Regions from separate parts of the Homo sapiens genome. Here region 1 is linked to region 2. A link is a loop called in an ENCODE intact Hi-C map of the cell type or tissue named here. Cell type or tissue: heart left ventricle. All regions are shown on one strand. Links, peaks and the distances in the headings refer to the core of each region. The heading gives the core; the rest is flanking DNA.

What was found. Peaks named below come from ENCODE experiments on the same cell type or tissue, not always from the same donor. Only the 100,000 strongest peaks of a DNase experiment are listed, where the experiment ranks them.
Region 1: it touches region 2 in a loop (3-fold over the local background); 78 of 110 quality-filtered maps call a loop at or near these places.

Annotation. Positions count from the first base shown.
Region 1 is chr3:49,404,325-49,410,959 of GRCh38, forward strand. The region is part of intron 1 of RHOA (ras homolog family member A); the gene reads right to left. Among named protein-coding and RNA genes, the nearest start is that of RHOA, 4.3 kb to the right of the region's middle. In heart left ventricle, for the core only: no CTCF peak of the experiment used is centred there; no DNase peak of the experiment used is centred there; H3K4me3 peaks cover 1,316 bases; H3K27ac peaks cover 802 bases.
Region 2 is chr3:49,354,924-49,361,558 of GRCh38, forward strand. It overlaps GPX1 (glutathione peroxidase 1), which reads right to left and starts at 3,430. Exons shown (of 2, transcript NM_000581.4): 1 at 3,104-3,430; 2 at 2,253-2,824. The coding sequence starts at 3,355. The coding sequence ends at 2,465. RHOA (ras homolog family member A) reads right to left here. Exons shown (of 5, transcript NM_001664.4): 5 at 4,222-5,459. The coding sequence ends at 5,286. RefSeq lists enhancers at 3,106-3,714, 3,623-3,952, 3,715-4,323 and a silencer at 3,403-3,462. In heart left ventricle, for the core only: no CTCF peak of the experiment used is centred there; DNase peaks (open chromatin) are centred at 2,658, 3,098, 3,488 and 3,858; H3K4me3 peaks cover 2,994 bases; H3K27ac peaks cover 2,752 bases.

The DNA of each region.
Region 1 (6,635 bases), core at 923-4,922, 49 kb after region 2:
TGGCTCACACCCGTAATCCCAGTACTTTGGGAAGCCAAGGCAGGTGGATCACAAGGTCAGGAGTTCAAGACCAGCCTGGCCAACAAAGTAAAACCCCGTCTCTAGTAAAACACACACACACACACACACACACAAAATTAGCCGGGCATGGTGGCACGCACCTGTAGTCCCAGCTACTTGGGAGGCTGAGGCAGGAGAATCGCTTGCACCCTGGTAGGCAGAGATTGCAGTGAGCCGAGATTGTGCCACTACACTCCAGCTTAGACAACAGAGCAAGACTCCGTCTCAAAAAAAAAAAAAAAAAAAAAAAAAAAGGCCAGAAGGCCAGGCACGGTGGCTCACGGCTGTAATCCTAGCACTTTGGGAGGCCAAGGCAGGCAGATTGCCTGAGCTCAGGAGATGGAGACCAGCCTGGGCAACATGGTTAAACCCCGTCTCTACTAAAATACAAAAAAAAAAAAAAATTAGCCAGGCGTGGCAGCATGCACCTGTAGTCCCAGTTTACCTGGGAGGCTAAGGCAGGAGAACCGCATGAACCCGGGAGGCAGAGTTTGCAGTGAGCCGAGATCACGCCACTGCACTCCAGCCTGGGCGACAGAGCGAGACTCTTGTCTCCAAAAAAAAAAATAATAAAAAAAGTAGGCCAGGCGCGGTGGCTCACACCTATAATCCCAACACTTTGGGAGGCGGAGGCAGGCAGATCACCTGAGGTCAGGAGATCGGGACCATCCTGGCTAACACGGTAAAACCCTGTCTCTACTAAAAATACAAAAAAAAAAAACACCTAGCCGGGCGTGGTGGCGGGCACCTGTAGTCTCAGCTACTCAGGAGGCTGAGGAAGGAGAACTGCTTGAACTCGGAGGGCGGAGGTTGCAGTGAGCCGAGATCGCGCCACTGCACTCCAGCCTGGGTGACAGAGCGAGACTGTGTCTCAAAAAAAAAAAAAAAAAAAAAAAAATTAGCTGGGCATGGTGACATGCCTGTAAACCCCAACTAATGGGGAGGCTGAGGCAGGAGAATCACTTGAATCCAGGAGGTGGAGGTTGCAGTGAGCTGGGATCACGCCATTGCACTCCAGCCTGGGCAACAAGAGCAAAACTCCATCTCAAAAAATAAATAAATAAAATAAGTTAGTTGAAGGGCTACATGTCTGGCACTTGAGGTAAGTGCTTCTCTCTCACTGAAATCTCATGGCGCTTCCTTACCATTCCCTTTCTACAGAAGAAAAAAACTGAATTACAAAGGAGACATACTACTGCCAAGGGTCTCAAGCCATCAAGTGTCAGAGCTAGTATTTAACTGTCAGTTTCTCTCCAGAATCCATGCTCTTAAATAAGATACTCTACTGCCTTTTCTTTCCTTCTTTTTTTTGTGTGTATGTTTGAGACGGAGTTTCGCTCTGTTGCCCGGGCTGGAGTGCAGCAATCTTGGCTCACTGCAACCTGCGCCTCTCAAGTTCGAGGGATTCTCCTGCTTCAGCCTTCCGAGTAGCTGGGATTACAGGCACTCACTAATACACTCGGCTGATTTTTGTATTTTTAGTAGAGATGGGGTTTCACCATGTTGGTCAGACTGGTTTCGAACTCCTGACCTCAGGTGACCCACCCACCTCGGCCTCCCAAAGTGCTGGGATAACTGGCATGAGCCACCATACGCAGCCTGCCTTCTGTTTCTGAACTTAAGATCTTCAAAAGATAAACAGAGCTTCATTATGAATAACTGGAAAAGTTAAACAAGAGATTTCATCCAGAAAAGAAATTTTCCACACACACAAAAAAACAGGTATTTCCAACAAAGCTGCCATATCACATAATAAAATTATCTTGTAGAAAAAAGCATTAACAAAGTGTTACAACATTAAATATCCATCTTAAATTTACTTCCTTAACCTCTCAAAGCCTATATCCCAAACAAAGTTACAAAAAAAAATCCCAGTAGTAGAGCATATGATCTCTAGGTCCATGGAAGAGACACCAGAGAATCACAACTCATCTGCAACATACAGACTAGGATACAATGGCTAGAAGAATACAGTAAAATAAAAATGTATACATAACAAAAGTTAGAATGCTCAACCATATACTTGAAGTCAAAACAAGCAACTTTTTTAAATCATGGGACTGAATCCTTGTGCTTTAGAGCAGCTATAAGCTTCAGAAATTAAAAATCTTGGCCAGGGTAGCTCACGCCCGTAATCCCAGCAGGAAGCTGAGGCGGGTGGATTGCCTGAGGTCAGGAATTTGAGACCAGCCTGGCCGACATGGTAAAATTCTTGTCTCTACTAAAATACAAAATACAAAAATTAGCCAAGGGTGGTGGGCAGGTGGTGGATGGCACCTGTAATCGAGCTAGTGGGTAGGTTGAGGCACGAGAATCGCTTGACTCACATCTTTAATCCCAGCACTTTGGGAGGCTGAGGCAGGAGGACAACTTGAGCCCAGGAGTACAAGATCTGTCTGGGCAACATAGCAAGACACCATCTCTAGTACAAAAAAAGAGAAGAAAAAAATAAAGCAAAAAAATTTTAAAAACAAATCCTTAGTGGCTCATGCTTGTAATCCCAACACCTTGGGAGGCCAAGGTGGGTGGGTCACGGGGTCACGAGGTCAAGAGATCAAGGCCATCCTGGCCAACATGGTGAGATCCCGTCTTTACTAAAAATACAAAAATTAGTCGGGCATGGTCACACACACACACCTGTAGTCCCAGCTACTCTAGAGACTGAGGCACGAGAATCGCTTGAACCTGGGAAACAAAGGTTGAAGTGAACAAAGATCACTCACTGCACTCCAGCCTGGGTGACAGTGAGACCCTGTCTCAAGAGAAGAGAAGAGAAGAACCAATGACTTCAAATAAAATAGGCAGAAGTCACTAAGTCAAGGAAATTAATATTATGAAATCCTTTCCGTTTTTTTTTTTTTTTTTTTTTTTTTGAGTCTTGCACCGTCTCCCAGGCTGGAGTGCAATGGCTCGATCTCTGCTCACAGCAACCTCCGCCTCCCAGGTTAAAGTGATTCTCCTATCTCAGCCTCCTGAATAGCCGGGATTATAGGCGCCTGCTGCCACGCCCAGCTAATGTTTTGTATTTTTAGTAGAGACAGGGTTTCACCATGTGGCCAGGCTGGTCTCAAACTCCTGACCTCAAGTGATCCACCTGCCCAGCACTTCCAAAGTGCTGGGATTACAGGCATCAGCCACTGCTCCCAGCCAGGAATTCCTTTTTATATTTGTCCAAATTATCATATTAGTTTACTATTTAGTCAGAATGGAATTAGATCTACTCCTACTCACAGTGATTCTAGTTTTTTTTTTAATATCAGATCATGTCATTCCCTTTCTAAAGAATATCTAAATGACTTCTAATCTCAGAACAAATCCAAAGAATTTCCCATGTCCTAAAGGCCCTATATGATTTGGCCCCTGCCCACCTCTCTAACCTCTTTTTACCTCCAACTTTTCCTTTCACTCCACTTCAAACTTACTTCATTGGCTGTGTATGTTTTCCTCTTTCCCTTCACTTAAATTTAAGATACTATCATAAATATGCTTAAATATGGCCAGACATAGTGGCTCTCACCTGCAATCTCAACACTTTCAGAGGCCAAGGGGGGCAGATCACAAGGCCAGGAGTTCGAGAACAGCCTGACCAACATGGTGAAACCCCGTCTCTACTAAAAATACAAAAATTAGCTGAGCACAGTGGCGCATGCTGGTACTCCCAACTACTCCAGAGGCCGAGGCACAAGAATCACTTGAACTAGGAGGCGGCGGTTGCAGTGAGCCGAGATGGCGCTACTGCACTCTGGCCCGGACGACAGAGTGAGACTCAGTCTCAAAAGAGAAAAAAAAAAAAATATATATATATACACACACACATACACACACGTATATGTACACATATATATACGTATACACGTATATGTACACATATATATACGTATACACGTATATACGTATACACAAGTATATATACATATACACACACACACATATGCTTAAATATACATACTCATCCTCTTCAAAAAATAAAATCAAGCTAAGTTTGGCATAAACTGCATACTGATTGCAATTTAGCAAGAGTATTTGATGTTTTTCTTTATTATTAGCTATAAAAATGTATTTGGATGAAGCATCAATAAACTGAGACCAACACCCAGAACGAGCAGCTTCAGTGCCTGATTTTCAGTCACATGACTATCGTAATTATGAACATACCAAGGCCTTCACTTAATACTACAGCTCCACAGATTAAAGATGAGGGATTTTATAGTAATTACAAACTTCAAACCGTCTTGGAAATTTTAATCCCACAAATGAGCATGTCCCCAAAGAGCCCCATGTATAGCAAGGCATGTAACATTAAGTTCAAAATTTAGTTATATTAATGTGTAGTTACAAGCAAACAGTTCCATTGGGCAGGTAAACAAAGGAATAAACTAAATGGCAGAGTCAGACAAAATACTTAAGATCCTTTTTTTTTTTTTTTGAGACGGAGTCTCGCTCTGTTGCCCTGGCTGGAGCACAGTGGCGCGATCTCAGCTCACGGCAAGCTCCGCCTCTCGGGTTCACGCCATTCCCCTGCCTCAGCCTCCAGAGCAGCTGGGACTACAGGCGCCCGCCACCACACCCAGCTAATTTTTTTTGTATTTTTAGTAGAGACGGGGTTTCACCGTGTTAGCCAGGATGGTCTCCAGACCTCGTGATCCGCCCGCCTCGGCCTCCCAAAGTGCTGGGATTACAGGCATGAACCACCGCGCCCTGCCAGGATCCTTTTAAAACTACAAATATGGGTGGGCGTGGTGGCTCACCCTTGTAATCCCAGCACTTTGGGAGGCCAAGGCAGGCGGATCACCTGAGGTCAGGAGTTCAAGACCAGCCTGGCCAACACGGTGAAACCCCATCTCTACTAAAAATACAAAAGTTAGCCAGGAATGGTGGTGGGTGCCTGTAGTCCCAGCTACTCCAGGGGCCGAGGCAGGAGAATCACTTGAACCCAGGAGGCAGACGGTGCAGTGAGCTGAGATCGCGCCACTGCACTCCAGCCTGGGCAACAGAGTGAGACTCCATTTCAAAAATAAAAATAAATATAAAACTACAACTATATGGCCAATTTTAAAATCCAGTGACTATGTACTATTTATCATAATCACTAGTAACCACAATGCAATTAAACCCAAGGTGCTGTCTACAGAAGGCCAGCAGCTTCAAATTAGCTCTCTTAGAAGCTGATCAGTCTTTCTTCTCAGAGTTAACATATATCTCTCAGCTCTCTAAGACAATTAAAAAGACGCAAACTAGCACCTTCTCCAGTCACTGCATGGACTCCACCCCATGGACAAGAAACACCTGAAGAGCTACCTGTTTTTACTCTCCTAATAACTTACACCCCCATATGACCAGAATAAACTTTTAAAAAGCAGTTAACTGACAAATGGAAAGAAATCAGGACTACGAAAATACTCCACCACCACCACATGCATGTGCACAGGGAATTGTTTACTTGATACACGCAGTACCCCAAATCAACAGTCAAAAGTGCCCACAGTTAACTAAAAATATCTTAGCCTGACCTAAATATCTTGGTTTTGAAGCAGTAAAGTGTAGGCCTTGCTCTAGAAGTTGGTCCCTTAAAAAAAAATCCAAACAAAGCCATGATTAGGCCAACCAGGGACCCTCGTACATTCATCTATCTCCCTCAATTGAAGGCAGGACCATCCAGTTAACAAGGGGAGAGTGCTGTGTAAGCTAATGAACCGAAATTTTTTGGCAAATGAACAGTTTCTCCCAAACTATTCACCATCAACAAGGTTTAAAAGAAGAAACAATGGAATAAGCTAGAAGTCCTGAATTTTAGCTGACTCTGGAGGCCAACTGCTTGGGAGTAAATGGAGAATACCTTAACAGAGCAGACAGTTCTGGTCTGCTCCTGACTAGATAGGTAACCTTGGGAAATTTACTTAAGTCTCTGGGACTCAGTTTGCTCATCTGCAAATGGGGTTGGACAACCAGTCCTGAAAGATTCCTCTTAGATCTAAAACTCAAGAACTACACAGTATTCCTACTCTCTTCTTCCCTCCAACACAGATTTTTATGAGAACAGAGAGGATAAATCTAGCACTAGACTTTAACTCAAACCAAGGTGCACCTTATATATTTAATGTCCCCAAGAGCCATCAGTGCTCCACAAAAGTAGATGGAACCAATTAAGACAAGTTATCCAGAGATCCTTCAATAAGTCATTCTTTACAATTAAAAACTAGTTTTTCAGTCCAATGTCACTTGTGCCAAATGCTCAAAACAGTATCTCCGCCAATCTAGCCACATCTAAGGTGACAATCATCCGCATGGTACACATTACACATCTGGGTGATACTAAGTGGTTGAAAAATTCTCTCCACATACAACATTTTAAATTATGGAAGTTTTTTGGTTTTTCAATTTTTCTCCTTCAGAAAGGCAGAGTGAAATATCTACTTACACACCTGCAAGAAACGTTTAAGACTTTCTTCAAGACAGAACCAAACAAGTCAACAACAGAGGTAAAAATTTAAAATCAGAACTATTAAAAAACACAAGTGGAACCAACTTTGAGGTAAAAAGGATTCCAATTTTCCACCGTAAACTACTAAACAAGG
Region 2 (6,635 bases), core at 1,164-5,163:
CTTGGGATTATAAAATGCTGGGATTATAGGCGTGAGCGTCCATGAATGGCCACTCAGGAGCCTTGATTGCATTTATGAATGACTAATCTTCTTCCCCAGAAGTTAACAGTCTAGGAGGGGTACAGGGGCTAGCCATCTCAGGGCCCACAGGGCCCGGCATATGATATTCATCACAAATATTGATCTATTAATATAATAACATTCCATTCTGGCAGGGCGCAGTGGCTCACGCCTGTAATCCCAGCACTTTGGGAGGCCTAGGCAGGCAGATCACCTGAGGTCAGGAGTTTGAGACCAGCCTGGCCAACATGGCGAAATCCCATCTCTACTAAAAATATTAAAAAGTAGCCAGGCATGGTGGTAGGCACCTGTAATCCCAGCCACTGGGGAGGCTGAGGCAGGAGAATCGCTTAAACTTGGGAGGTGGAGGCTGCAGTGAGCTGAGATCATGCCACTGCACCCCAGCCTGGGCAAGAGTGAGACTCCTGAGAGTTCCAAGGAACAACACAAGTAGAGTGAGGTCCAAAGGGGAAGCTGATAGTTCTACCTGGGTCACCCCAAGGGGGACTCAAAGGCTGGGGCAGAGAGAACCAGAGGGAGGTGGGCCTGTTCAGGAGTTCTCAGGATGGAGCCAGAGCAGGTCCAGAAGGCCCTACAATCCTTAGTGACCTAAGGGCAGACAAAGGGGGAAAGCAGCAGCAAAGATCACTGCTTAGGGCAAGAGGAAAAGTCCTTGAGAGTTGGTTCAGACTAAGAAGGACCTTGAGTCACGAATTTGAACACAAATGCTGGGACTCCAGAACCTCTGGTCCACAGTCAGCGGGTGAACAGCACTACCATGTCTCTGGGTACCTGTTTGCACAAGCGGAAGCTACACCCAGGCCCTGCAGTCCCCTGCACTGCGTTAGGAAATGGCTCCAAATCTGTCTTGAAAGATTATTGCTGCTCAAGCCTGTAATCCCAGCACTTTGGGAGGCCAAGGCGGGTGGATCACGAGGTCAGGAGATCGAGACCATCCTGGCTAACACGGTGAAACCCCGTCTACTAAAAAACAGAAAAAAATTAGCCGGGCGTGGTGGCGGGCGCCTGTAGTCCCAGCTACTCGGGAGGCTGAGGCAGAATGGCGTGAACCCGGGAGGCGGAGCTTGCAGTGAGCCGAGATTACACCACTGCACTCCAGCCTGCGCAACAGAGCAAGACTGTCTCAAAAAAAAAAAAAAAAAAAAAAAAATTAAAGATTATTGGCAGCAGGGTCAACAGATGGAGAGGCTGGACCTGAGTGGTGCCCGAGAAGCAGCAGCTGGCTTCAAAGACAAGCCCTTATCCTGGGCCTGAATGTGCAATTAATTGCACGTTAAGTGTTGGGCAGGGCATAGTCAGAAGGGCCAGTTAAATTATAGTTTTCTCACTCTTGAATATATGAGGCAGAAACTTGTAAGATCATCGTCACAGCAGATACAGGCACTTGGTAGCAACATGGAAAGATCTAGCCAGATAACAGAATTTATAACATTGCATGAGCTTCCGTGTAAAATGGGATTGTGTGGACCTAACAATTGGAGAGGCCATGACTCCAAATGTGAGTGGGGGCTCATGTTATTTTGTGACAGTCATTTCAGCGTGCAGCAAGTAGTCAGAAGTCTATCATTTGAGTTAGGCAGTCAACCATTGCCTTGTGTCTTTTTTGAAGTAAGGACTTTGTTGTAACTGGGTCTTGAGATGGCCCTTTGCATGTTCTGGTGAAGGCAGAAATGCAGGCCAGGAGCCAGACTTCCCACAAAGGAAAGAGTGGATCCTACACGCTGCAGACAAAAGGACAGAAAGTTCAGACTTGGCTAGGATAAGGGAAGGAGGATTAAGTTCCCACCACTATGACAATGAGGTTAGAAAAAGTATCGCCAGGCCGGGTGCGGTGGCTCATACCTGTAATCCCAGCACTTTGGGAGGCCGAGGCGGGTGGATCACGAGGTCAGGAGATCGATACCATCCTGGCTAACACGGTGAAACCCTGTCTCTACTAAAAATACAAAAAATTAGCCGGGCGTGGTGGCAGGCACCTGTAGTCCCAGCTACTCAGGAGGTTGAGGCAGGAGAATGGCGTGAACCCGGGAGGCGGAGCTTGCAGTGAGCCTAGATTGCGCCACTGCACTCCAGCCTGGGCAATAGAGCAAAAAACTCCGTCTCAAAAAAAAAAAAAAAAAAAGAAAAGAAAAAGAATTCCCAAATGACAATGACACAGGACATACACACAGTTCTGCTGACACCCGGCACTTTATTAGTGGGGAAACTCGCCTTGGTCTGGCAGAGACTGGGATCAACAGGACCAGCACCCATCTCGAGGTGGTATTTTCTGTAAGATCAGGTGTTCCTCCCTCGTAGGTTTAGAGGAAACACCCTCATAGATGAAAACCCCCCCGAGACAGCAGCACTGCAACTGCCAAGCAGCCGGGGTAGGAGGGGCGCCCTAGGCACAGCTGGGCCCTTGAGACAGCAGGGCTTCGATGTCAGGCTCGATGTCAATGGTCTGGAAGCGGCGGCTGTACCTGCGTAGGGGCACACCGTCAGGGCCCACCAGGAACTTCTCAAAGTTCCAGGCAACATCGTTGCGACACACCGGAGACCAGGTGATGAGCTTGGGGTCGGTCATAAGCGCGGTGGCGTCGTCGCTGGGAGCTGGCAGGGCCTCCCGCAGGAAGGCGAAGAGAGGGTGCGCCCCCGCACCGTTCACCTCGCACTTCTCGAAGAGCATGAAGTTGGGCTCGAACCCACCACCAGGCCGGACGTACTTGAGGGAATTCAGAATCTCTTCGTTCTTGGCGTTCTCCTACAGGAGAGAAGGGCAGCTAGAACCCGGGGTCAAGAGGAGGAGAGAAACGTTCTAACCACAAACAAGGGAGATTTTCTATGAGTCACCGGGATTTTGCCCTCCATGCGCAATCCCAAGGGCGGAGAGGAATTTCAGCAGCTACGAGCAACAGAAAGGAAACGAGAGAGTAGCCAGACTCTCCGCGCATGGAGCCGACGGCACCCACCAGCACACCGCCGGCGCCCCCAGCCACTACTGCACGTCCGCCCCCGCCCCGCCCCGCTCCGCCCGGCGCACCTGATGCCCAAACTGGTTGCACGGGAAGCCGAGCACCACCAGGCCCCGGGGTCCGAGGCGCCGCTGCAGCTCGTTCATCTGGGTGTAGTCCCGGACCGTGGTGCCTCAGAGGGACGCCACATTCTCGATAAGTAGTACCTTGCCCCGCAGGGAGCCCAGGCTCACAGGCTCCCCGCCGGCCAGCGGGCGCGCCGAGAAGGCATACACCGACTGGGCCGCCGCCGCCGCCGCCGCTAGCCGAGCAGCACACATGGCGCAATTGTCCAAGAAGCCAGCGGAGCGCCCCGAACAAGCACTGTAAGGGGAGGCCAGCAGGCGCCTCCTTTTAACTGGCCGGCGGCGGGTCACGTGGCACAGGCAGTTTTCCGGGCCTGAGGGTCCCGCCTCATCCGGCCCCCGCCCTACCCGGAGGGCTCGGCCCCTCCTCAGCCAGGAAAAGGCTGGAGAGTGCGCCCGAGCGGGACGCGTGCTCCTCCTAAGCCGGAAGGAGCAGCAGGCATGTCTGGTCTGGCCCAGGCAACCAGGCGGCAGCGGTCCAGGTTACCCTTCCAAGGGCTGGGGCCCTCGAGGGCTCCGTTTTTTCTCAGAGGTTCCTGAGTTAGGATGTGGGGTTTGGCATAGGAGGCTGGTGGGCGACGGCAGCAGCTGCAGGAGCTGCCCGTGCACAAACAGCCCTCCTCTCCTGTGCCATGTTACCGGCAGTGCAGGGGACAGCCAGAGGGATCTAGGCTTCCGGTCTCCCTCCTCCCTGTCTCCAAAGCGGCACCGCCCTCGTGCGGGTTTTCTAACCGGGCAGAGTCCTGGAAGCTCTGCCCCAGCCTCCTTAAGTGGAGCCCAGTAGCTCGCCGAGGCCAAGGAAACGCTGCCGGAGTCCTCCCTCCCTGGCCTCCTCAGGCTGCATTCACCCTACCCCCAAATCTGAACCAGAATGCGGTACAGGGTAATCATTTCCATGTTGTTGGGAGGGACCAGATTAGCTGCTGGGTGGGTGGGAGGTGGGGCACAAGCTAGTCCTTTGCACTCAACAAACCTCTCCAGGGTGAGCTAGGCCAGGAAGTCCTTGCATCCTCCTACCCCCAGCCCTGGAGAGAGCAACACAAACAACAGGATACAGGAAGTTTAGAAAACTGCCTTTATTCTATTAGTAGTTGGAAAAATTAACTGGTACAGAAAAAAAGTTTAGTCAGCTGGAGAGAAGAGAGACTGAGTGCCACCCATGAGAACTGGTGGCTCCTCTGGGAGGGAACCTGGATACAGTGAGGAGAAAAGAGCACTGTGAATTAGAGCCAGATGCTTAAGTCCAGGTGAGACAGGTTATGCCATCTTCCAAAGTGTCTAATTGCCTCAGGCGTGAAACCAATTCCTATTTACTTAGCCCAGCTCCATGGGGTACTGAGATACATGGGGCCGAAAAGGGGTAATATGGCCATCTTTTATCAGAAAAAGTGACAAAACGGGAATTTAAAAAATGAATTTTCCATCTGACTTTATTTCCAAATACACTTTCTTTTTTAAAAAACCAATACACTTTCTTTGAGGATGACAGTATTAGGAAATCCAATTATACAAAAAATACTACATCTAGTCTGGGGTAGATATATTTATTTTTGGTAACATACATTAAGTGGCACTAATTACACAGTAACTATAAGGTAACTAACATGAAACCACAGAACTGTAACTCTGCCACAGCTGCATGAACTTGGGCTTTTCTGGTTGAGCCCATTTTCAAAAAACTGCCCACCCCAGAGCTATGCCAACAAAATCTGTTACGGAGTAAAGCCCTGAAGTGGTGACTCACCAGAGTACCTTGCAGCTGACAGATAATAGGCAGGACATGTTAGTTATAAAGTAGTTACAGCCTAATTCACAAAAGTTACCAACTGTTTCTCTTTCTAGAAAGAAGCAAGAAGTTAAGAAATTCCTTGAATTAGCGCCTGGTGTGTCAGGTGGGAGTGCAGAGGAGGGCTGTTAGAGCAGTGTCAAAAGGACCCTGGTGGGCCAGACGGGTTGGACATCGTTAATAATCATAGTTGGCTTCTAAATACTGGTAGCAAGATGACTTCTGATTTGTAATCTTAGGTAAATTATAGATAAATGAAAAAGGCCAGTAATCATACACTAAGATTAATAAACAGCACTTCAAAATTAACCGCATAAGGGCTGTGCTTGCAGCAAGGTTTCACAAGACAAGGCACCCAGATTTTTTCTTCCCACGTCTAGCTTGCAGAGCAGCTCTCGTAGCCATTTCAAAAACCTCTCTCACTCCATCTTTGGTCTTTGCTGAACACTCCATGTACCCAAAAGCGCCAATCCTGTTTGCCATATCTCTGCCTTCTTCAGGTTTCACCGGCTCCTAGCAAAGAAAAAAAAATAGTCCTTTTAGCTAATAGTGTGGCATACATATAGTAAGTAAAAAGTATTCAAATTCATCTAAAAGATTTTTTTTTCTTTTTTTGAGACAGTTTTGCTCGTCGGTCGCCCAGGCTGGAGGGCAATGGCATGATCTCAGCTGACTGCAACCTCCACCTCCTGGGTTCAAGGGATTCTCCCGCCTCAGCCTCCCGAGTAGCTGGGACTACAGGTGCCCACCACCACGCCCAAGTAATTTTTTAGTAGAGATGGGGTTTCACCATTTTGGCCAGGCTGGTCTCGAACTCCTGACCAAGTGATCTGCCCACCTCGGCCTCCCAAAGTGCTGGGATACAGGCATGAGCCACTGTACCCAGCCTAAAAAAAAAAAAGACTTTCAAAAGCTGTTAAACTTGGCTGGGTGTGGTGGCTCACACCTGTAATCCCAGCACTTTGGGAGGCTGAGCTGGGCGGATCACGAGTTTAGGAGATCAAGACCATCCTGGCCAACATGGTGAAACCCCTCTTTACTAAAATACAAAAAATCACCTGGGTGTGGTAGTGGGCGCCTGTAACCCCAGCTACTCAGGAGGCTGAGGCAGGGGAATCGCTTAAATCTGGGAGGCGGAGGTTGCAGTTGAGCCAAGATCGTGCCACAGCACTCCAGCCTGGCGACACAGTGAGGCTCCTTCTCAAAAAAAACAAAACAAAAAAAAAAAACAACAAACTGCTAAACTTATGAAATTTTTAAACTGACATATGGTAACTACCCCCTACCAAACATAAAATCTCTAATAAACATGGTATTCACTGGGAAGTAGAGGGAAGAGGTCAGAGGAGCCCTGGAAGGTTAAGGAGTCAATCAAGAGCAAAATTACTCAAGCTACCAATCCAGGACTAAATGCCCTGAAGGAAATAAAGCCTACCCTTGACATTCAGACAGAGAAACCTGAGTAAGAGAACTTAGGTTGAAGATCTCAATGCTTCTCCTCCAGTGAGGAAGCCCTGCCATTAGGCCAGCTGGTTTCTGAGAGGCCAAGATGCCACATCCATCATCACTTTTAAAAAGGCATTGGGAGTGGAGGAGAGGGAAGGCATTAGGGCTTTCTATCTGGACTCCCAGCCTTCAAGATTTCCTTATCTTTCAGTTGCCACTAATTTATCTTTGGCCTCACATGTA